Regions from separate parts of the Homo sapiens genome. Here region 1 is linked to region 2. Evidence: read pairs that join two places in POLR2A ChIA-PET (ENCODE). Cell type or tissue: HCT116. All regions are shown on one strand. Each heading gives the region's core, and the rest is flanking DNA. Links, peaks and the distances in the headings are about the cores only.

Region 1 (4,395 bases), core at 328-4,327, 84 kb before region 2:
TGCTGGGATTACAAGTGTGAGCCACGGCACCTGGCCAAATTGTATATTTAAGATGGAAGAATTTTATGGTATGTAAATTATTCCTCAATAAAGTTGCTAAGAAATAATATTAAAGCACTTAATCTAAAAGAATGCAGAAAAAGAAAAAAGGAACAACAAAACACAGATGGGACAAATAGAAAACAAGTAGCAAGATGGCAGATTTAGATATTTATATTAAAAAGTAGGGGGCTGGGTGCAGCGGCTCATGGCTGTAATCCCAGCACTTTGGGAGGCCGAGGCTGGTGGATCACTTGAGTTCAGGAGTTCGAGACCAGCCTGGCCAACCTGGGGAAACCCCGTCTCTACTAAAAACGCAAAAATTAGCTTGTTGTGGTGGTGTGTGCCTAGCTACTCGGGAGGCTGAGGCAAGAGAATCACTTGAACCTGGGAGGTAGAGGTTGCAGTGAGCCAACATCATACCACTGTACTCCAGCCCAGGTGTTAGAGTGAGACTCTGTCTCAAAAAAAAAAAAAAAAGGAGAGAGGTCTAAACAATTTTGATTTTTAAAAAAAATTAAAGGATTATTTCAAAAATTCTTATAAGGCTGCAGTAATCAGCTTTGTATATAGCACTACATATCCCCCTCAATGGCTAAAATGTAAAAGACTGGCAATATTAAGTGTTGGTGAGGATATGGGAGGAAATGGAACTTTCATAGATGCAGATGAGGATGCAATTTTTCAGGCACTTTACAAAACAGTTTGGCAGTTTCTGATAAAGTTAAACATATACTTACCATATGACTTAGAAATCCCACTCCTAGGTATTTACCTAAGAGAAATAAAAACGCATATCTACACAAATATTTATATGTCAATGCTCATAGCAGCTTTAGTCATAAATTCCTGTCCTTCAACAGGTAAATGAGTAAACATATTATAGCATCTTCATACAACAGATAATTACTGAGCCATAAAAATGAAAAAACTACCCACACATGCAGCAGCGTGAATGAATCTCAAAAGCATCATGGTAAGTGAAAGATGCCAGATACAAAAAAACTACTTACTGTGTGATTTAATTTATATGAAATTCTAGAAAATGCAAATTATAGTGATTAAAAAGCAGGTTGCTGGTTGCTAGGGGTCGGGGAAGAGGTAAGGAATTCACTGAAAATAAAAGAGGGATCTTTTGGAGGTGTTGGAATGTTCTATATTATGATTGGGGTAGTGGTTATAAGACTTTATACATTTGTCTAAACTCGTTGAACTGTATACTTAAAATTGATTTTACCACATTAAATTATGTCTCAATAAAGCTGACAAAAAAATAAATATACTGAAATCGGTAAGTAGACCAAAGAGGCAGGCAGAAGACAATCCACTAGGGAAAATATTCAAACTTCTATAATTAAATCATCTCTTAAAGTATTTATTTTGGTTTATATTTCATAGTAGACACAATATCTATACATTAGCATATGTATATAATTTATAAATAAATATTCATATGTTGAGGCACATACTCAATTTGTTTTCACTGATAGGGATGAAACTCTCAAAACATCTGGAGAGTTCAGAGTTGCTTGCTATAAGCCTGGCAGGGCAATTTCAGTGCCATGGTAGAAGCAGAAACCAGACTGTAACTGGAGTTGAGCAGTGGAGATAGCAGGCAAACATCTTTCAAGATATTTGGTGGCGGGCACCAAAACCAAGGAGGCAAAAACAGTGACCTCTGGTCGTCCTCACTGCTCATTATATGCTAATTATAATGTATTAGCATGCTAAGAGACACTCCCACTAGAGCCATGACAGTTTACAAACGCCATAGCAATGTCAGGAAGTTACCCTATATGGTTTTAAAAGGGGAAGAACCCTCAGTTCCAGGAATTGCCCAACCCCTTTCCCAGAAAACTCATGAATAATCCACCCTTTTTTAGCATAAAAATCAAGAAATAATTATAAGCACCATTAGTCCAGCAGCCCAAGTTGCTGCTCTGCATATGGAGTAGCCATTCTTTATTTCTTTGCTTTCCTAATAAACATGCTTTCGCTTAAAACAACAACAAAAAAAGACATTTGGTAGAGAGGAAGGGTACGGATAGTTACAAGGAGAGTGGAAAGTTGTGGGAAGGTGATTATTTTTAGGATGGGTCATTTTAGTATAGATTTAGAGGAAGGAGTTAGAAAACACAGACTGATGAAACAGGAGGGAGAGAGAAGGAAATATTGTGGATGAAGTTCCCAGAGTTTGCAGGAGGAGTTGGTTCTGGGGTCTCAGTGAAGAACTGAGAGAGAGAAAGCTGTGATGTTGCTGGTCTCATTTTTTACTGATTACTAAGCAAGGTCATCAGTGAATGGAATGTGATAAGGCAGGGTAAAGTAGAAGTCATCTTTAGAAAAATGAGCCTGAGAAATAATATCCGGAACGACTAGAACCCTCACTCCCAACACACACACTAGTAAACAAGTAGTTGTGAAACAGCAGCTGAGTCTCTACTATTGATATGGTTTGGATTTGTGTCTCCACCCAAATCTCAGGTCAAATTGTAATCCCCAGTGTTGGAGGAGGGGCCTGGTAGGAAGTGACTGGATCACGGGGGTGGATTTTTCCCTTGTTCTTGTGATAGTGAGTTCTCATGAGATTTGGTTGTTTAAAAATGTGTAGCACCTCTCCCTTGTCTTCCTCCTGCACCAGCCATGTAGGACAGACATGCCTGCTTCCCCTTTGCCTTCCACCATGACTGTAAGTTTCCTGAGGCCTCCCTAGCCATGCTTCCTATAGAGCCTGTGGAACCGTAAGGCAATTAAACTTCTTTTCTTTATAAATTAAGTCTCAGGTAGTTTTCTTTATAAATTAAGTCTCAGGTAGTTTTCTTTATAAATTAAGTCTCGGGTAGTTCTTTATAGCAATCCAAGAACAGATTAATACAACCATCCAGTTATTTTTATGGTGCTGGTGCCATTGTACACTCTCATTTCTGAACTAACCCTTAGATGCTTGACAGGAGTTAGCTGCTTAAACTTGGCACGAAAGGAAATGTCTCCTTATGCCTACTCCAGCAACAAATGGCCCCAGTAAGTGGAAGGTGGTAGGGATTTAAGTGGAAACTGGTGAGCTGATATCTTTAACCCGGGGTCCCTTTGTAATTTACCCATCGCCCACCCGATCTTGGACCAAGTTTTCCCATTATGCCTCAGAAGCTAATTTTGGTCCTACTGGTCAGTGCTGCTCTGGGTGTGGTGGCTGTGTGGGTGGGGACCACCAGGAAGTAAAGGAAGTGGGACTGGTGAATCAGGTGGGGCCCTCCTTCAACACAGCCTGACTCACCCAGGAGCATGGGAATAGGGGCTTCAGGGCTGGCGGCGCCACCTCTGAGCAGCACCAGGGCCTTGAGGGGCATCATTAGTGGTTGCAGATGCTTACCCAGCACTTCTTGCAGGATGGCCTGGGGCCTGCCCACATGCCATTTGGGTAATTATGTCCTATTTACCCTCCTGCAGATTCAATGAACTGACCATGGACTTCCTGACGACCTCTCTGAATGCTGCCCCTAGTGACATAGCAGGTTGAGCCTTAAAGATGGTGCTTCTTCCACATGTTCTCACTTATAAGTGGGAGCTGAACAATGAGAACACACGGACACAGGGAGGGAAAAAACACACCCTGGGGCCTGTGGTGGGAGCAGGGGCAGAGGGGGCAGTATCAGGATAAATAGGTAATGCATGGGGGGCTAAATACCTAAGTGATGGGTTGATAGGTGCAGCAAACTACCATGGCACACATTTACCTATATAACAAATCTGCATGTCCTGCACAAGTATCCTGGAACTTAAAATTTAAAAAAATAAAAATAAATAAAAAGATGGTGATTCTTGCCAAACCCCTCCAACCCTCTTTCCTCCCTACTCTATGCTGGAGGATTCAACAGGACTTAGTGGAAGGGCCTCTGGCCACCCTCTCTGTTCAGTTCATCAGCTACAATGTGTCTTTTCCCCAAGAAATCCAGACAGCCTCTTTTGCTAGTGTCAATGCATGATATAGAGGACTTCTTGTTTCTCTACCTCTAGTAATGCTACCTTTTTTTTTTTTTTTTTTTTTTTTTTTTGCTCCAAAGAAACAACCCTCCTTCACTTTTTAGTTGAGGTGGCTCAGGTGGTGCCAACACTACCCTCAGCTTCAGGGTGGGCCCATGAACCAGCCTGGCTCAGTGGAACACTGACATCTGTTAGCCGTAATGACTGGTTCAGCAACAGATATGGGACCCAAAGAGAGTCAACAAGACCCAGTTCCGAGAATTCTGAGGATCTCTTAGGAAGAATTGCTTTTCTCTGCTCATGTTACTGAGAGCACAGAATATAGGTCAGAAGTTACTGGCAGCTTTTTTTCTCTTGATGAGTTTGAATACACCT
Region 2 (4,395 bases), core at 285-4,284:
AGACACCCTTCAGCAAACCACAGGGCTGTCCACCAGGGTGTCAGCCCCAGTTCCTTCATTCACTGTGAAACGTGCACCTCGCCTACGGGTTCTCCCTGCTTGGGTTCTGGAAGCAGGCTACGGCAGGCCCTGTGCAGTGGGCGGGGTGTGTTCAGTCAGAGGCAGATGACCGGGGCGGGGCTTGTTTCGAGACAGTTATCGGTGGAGACAGGCTCAATTATTTTCATTATATGGAGTCAACAGAGACAGGAGGCATAATGGGTCTCAGTCAGAGAGGCAAAGGTTAAGGTAAGGGAAACAGGGGGAACCAAGGGGGGCCCTCCCAGGCCCACCGTGACCACTGAACCATGATGCCAGGGAGGGTGAGTGAAAACGGGAAGATGTCGGGTGTTTGTCTGGTCCTGCTCTGCTGGATCCAGCATGAACCCCTGGAGAGCCAAGACGGCATTTCCTGTGTGAGTGACTCTAAAAGCTTCCAGACAAGGCAGGTGTGCTGGCTCACGCCTATAATCCCAGCACTTTGGGAGGCCGAGGCTGGTGGATTGCTTGAGCCTAGGAGTTTGAGACCAACCTGAGCAACATGATGAAACACTGTCTCTACTAAAAATAGAAAAATTAGCTGGGCATGATGATGCGTGCCCGTAGTCCCGGCTACTTAGGAGGCCGAGGTGGGAGAATCGCTTCAGCATGGGAGGTGGAAGTTGCAGTGGGCCAAGATCATGCCACTGCTCTCTAGCCTGGGTGACAGAGCGAGACCCTGTCTCAAAATAAATAAATAAAAATAAAAGCTTCAGGTGGACAGAGCTTCATCAGGACCTCATCTGAATGGTCCAGCATTAGAGGGCAGAGTACCCTAAGCCCTCTTCTCTTGCCTTCCCACCCCTTTATCCTTTTCCTCTCCATAAATAACAACCAATGTTATAAGGGTTTGCTGCGTGCAAGGCACGGTGCTGAATACCTGGCACATATCTTTTTTTTTTTTTAAGACAGGGTCTCGCACTGTTGCCCAGGCTGGAGTACAGTGGCATCACAGTTCACTGCAGCCATGACCTCCCTGGCTCAAGCCATCCTCCTGCCTCGGCTTCCTGATTAGCTAGGACTACATGCACACACAACCACACCCAGCTGATTTTTGTATTTTTTGTAGAGACAGGGATCTCTCTATGTTGTCCAGGCTGGTCTTGAACTCCTAGGATCAAGCAACCTGAACATACGTTATTTCACTCTCTCATTAAACCTGTCAGGCACTGTGATGATCCCATTTAACCAATGAAGAAATTGAGACTCAGAAAGGGTTATAGGACTTGCCCAAGCCAGTAAGGGGCAGAATCAGCAAACCAAGGTCCATTGGGCCTACAGCCCAAGCTCTCCACTACAAGTTTCCTCTTTTCTTTTTTTTTTTTTTTTTTGAGGCGGAGTCTCGCTGTCTCCCAGGCTGGACTGCAGTGGCCTGATCTCGGCTCACTGCTAGCTCCGCCTCCCGGGTTCACGCCATTCTCCTGCCTCAGCCTCCTGAATAGCTGGGACTACAGGCGCCCGCCACCACGCCCGGCTAATTTTTTTTTTGTATTTTTAGTAGGGACGGGGTTTCACCGTGTTAGCCAGGATGATCTTGATCTCCTGACCTCATGATCCGCCCGCCTCAGCCTCCCAAAGTGCTGAGATTACAGGTGTGAGCCACCGTGCCCAGCCCCTTCTTTTTTCTTTCTACTGTTTACTGCTTATCCTCTGCACAGGCCAAAGGCCTCTCCCTCACCCTAAACCAGGCCCTGTACCTGTGTGGGTTTGGGGGCTACTCAGTAAGGCCCTTCAGGTGGAGGAGTTACTGTTTCTGAGATTTCTCAAGAACAGGAAACTTCCCCTTGCTGCCTGCAATAAATCCAAGCCTGCCTTCCTTTGTGATTTCACCCCGGGAGCAACACTCCAGCATGACTCATCACTGGGCCGGCAGGAGATCTCCTCTGGAGACTAGAGGTGACCTTGGCCAGGCACTCACATCCTGTGCCTGTTTTCCCGTTTGTCAAGTGGACAGCCCCAGCCTCCCCACCAGGCTTGTTGTGAACTATATGGCTGAACACAAAGCTTGTAGAAAATAATTTTTGAAACAGAATCTAAAATACTGACAATTACTCTAACTTCAGCCTATGTCCCACACACCAAACCAGGATCTAAATCCTTCCCAACCTTAATCCTGGCTGCAAGAGTTCTCCTGCACTCCTGCTGCCTTCTTGGTGTATGGTCGAACTAGGATTACTGGAAAAAAGACAGCTGACAGGGACAATAACCCGTTTTCCAAATGCGATGGGTCACTCCTCCTTCGGCTCCCCCATCACCCTATATTATAAGCACTTAGTTAATATCAGCTAACATTAATGAAACCCTGATTGAATATGTAAATTTATATTGTTTTGCTCTGGCAGGGCGCAGTGGCTCATGACGGTAATCCCAGCACTTTGGGAGGCAGAGGCAGGCAGATCACCTGAGGTCAGGAGTTTGAGACCAGCCTGGCCAACATGATGAAACCCCGTCTCTACTAAAAATACAAAAACTAGCCGAGCCTGGTGGCGCATGCCTGTAATCCCAGCTACTCAAGAGGCTGAGGCAGGAGAATCGCTTGAATCTGGGAGGTGGAGGCTGCAGTGGGCCAAGATCGCGCTAGTGCACTCCAGCTTGGGTGACAGAGTGAGACTCTGTCTCAAAAAGAAAAAAAATTATTTATATATATATACACATATACATATATATATACATATATATACACGTATATATATATATGTATATATATAGTTTTACTCATGTAACCCCTTATTACTAGACCCACTTTGCAAATAAGAAAAATTAAGTTTCAGACTGGTTGATTACAGAAACTCAAAGGTCACACACAGCTGGCAGGTGTCAAAGCCCAGATTCAAGATCGGGTCTGTCAATCTACACACTGTACTGTCTTCACTTTGTTTTAAAATTACAAATCCCGGTACTACTCCCTAGCCACTTTCTCTGCTTTATTTTATTTTATTTTTTGAGATGGAGTTTCGCTCTGTTGCCCTGGCTGGAGTGCAATGGTGCAATCTTGGCTCACTGCAACCTCCACCTCCTGGGTTCAAGCAATTCTTCTGCCTCAGCCTCCTAAGTAGCTGGGATTACAGGCATGCGCCACCATGCCCAGATAATTTTTTTTTATTTACTAGAGACATGGTTTCACCATGTTGGTCAGGCTGGTCTCGAACTCCTGACCCCAAGTGATCCACCCGCCTCGGCCACCCAAAGTGCTGGGATTACAGGTGGGAGCCCACCATGCCTGGCCCCTTCACTTCATTTTTCTGCATAGTTTCTATGCTCTTTGGTAAGAAATTAACAGTCACAACCCTCCTTTACCCAGGTAGAATGTAAATCAATGTGGGCAGGGATTTCTTGGTGTTTGGCCACTGCTGTATCCCCTCAGTGCCTAAAACAATGTCTGACACATAGTATCAGCAAATACTCAAGGTATTCAATAAATATTTTGCCCAAAACAAATTAATTTAGCCAAAAATTCTCATTAGCTATTTTTGACTGTCCTTTCTACTAGATTCTAAATTTGACAGCATTTTCTTCATCTCAGTCCCCATAACTGCCCCCCATCCCTCCCTGTTTCAAGTTTAGAATGACAGTTTTGAACATAGCAAAATATTATTTGATACTGCAATGTGATTTGGGGGTGGCCTGCTGTTTGGGGAATTCATTCTCCTCTCCACTCCCCACAACAAATGGGCACTCAGTAGAAAACTGTCTTAGGAAGGCTGGAAAATGTCTAGCACTTTCTCATCTTATCCCTCGGTTAGGTTCCTCCCGTCCCTGCTCCCTGAGGCTGATGGACAGGCAGGCGGGACAGCCCGATCGATCGATGCAAAGGTGCCCTCCTCCGCTCTTGTTTGCTGCTGCGTTTCTGACTCACATCTTCCCTGGGCTGTGGGAAAGTGTTCAGTGTGTGGCTTCACAAACTGCAGTGCAGCAGGGAGAGCGGGCAGTTGGAAATGATATGGAAAAGAAAGGATCTAATTAAGCAGAGTAGGTGATAGTGTCGGGAAGAAAAAGCAAGCAAGTGGCAATTTGGATATCTGCCTGCAAATAAAAGAGATGACTGTCGTTTTCTCCTCTGGCTCCTGTTTGCCCTATAAATCTCAGTTCACAAATCCAAGTGTTTTAATTATCGCTGTATAATACAACATGCTGTGCTGGGACTATCTTAGGGAAATTAAAACAAAGGAGGGGGAGACAGAGGGATTCAGGCTACCCCGTTCTCCCGTTTCTCTTGTTTACAATAATCCAAAGGTGTTTCTCCCCCCTTCTGCCATAAACACAACATGGGGTTTTCCAGTATTAAACTTATCACCTTCCTCCACTCACAAAAAGGAA

The links. Peaks named below come from ENCODE experiments on the same cell type or tissue, not always from the same donor. Only the 100,000 strongest peaks of a DNase experiment are listed, where the experiment ranks them.
Region 1: POLR2A ChIA-PET joins it to region 2 with 27 read pairs; 8 of 35 experiments call an interaction of 5 or more read pairs at or near these places.

Annotation. Positions count from the first base shown.
Region 1 is chr5:142,444,379-142,448,773 of GRCh38, reverse strand. The region is part of intron 3 of SPRY4-AS1 (SPRY4 antisense RNA 1); the gene reads right to left. Among named protein-coding and RNA genes, the nearest start is that of SPRY4-AS1, 120 kb to the right of the region's middle. In HCT116, for the core only: a CTCF peak has its summit at 3,539; DNase peaks (open chromatin) are centred at 1,833, 2,483 and 3,293; H3K4me3 peaks cover 2,155 bases; H3K27ac peaks cover 3,746 bases.
Region 2 is chr5:142,360,475-142,364,869 of GRCh38, reverse strand. All of the region lies in intron 3 of SPRY4-AS1 (SPRY4 antisense RNA 1), which reads right to left. Among named protein-coding and RNA genes, the nearest start is that of SPRY4-AS1, 37 kb to the right of the region's middle. RefSeq lists enhancers at 254-303, 541-1,262, 1,263-1,982, 1,772-2,066 and a silencer at 3,788-4,026. In HCT116, for the core only: no CTCF peak of the experiment used is centred there; DNase peaks (open chromatin) are centred at 1,969 and 3,919; H3K4me3 peaks cover 2,902 bases; H3K27ac peaks cover 4,000 bases.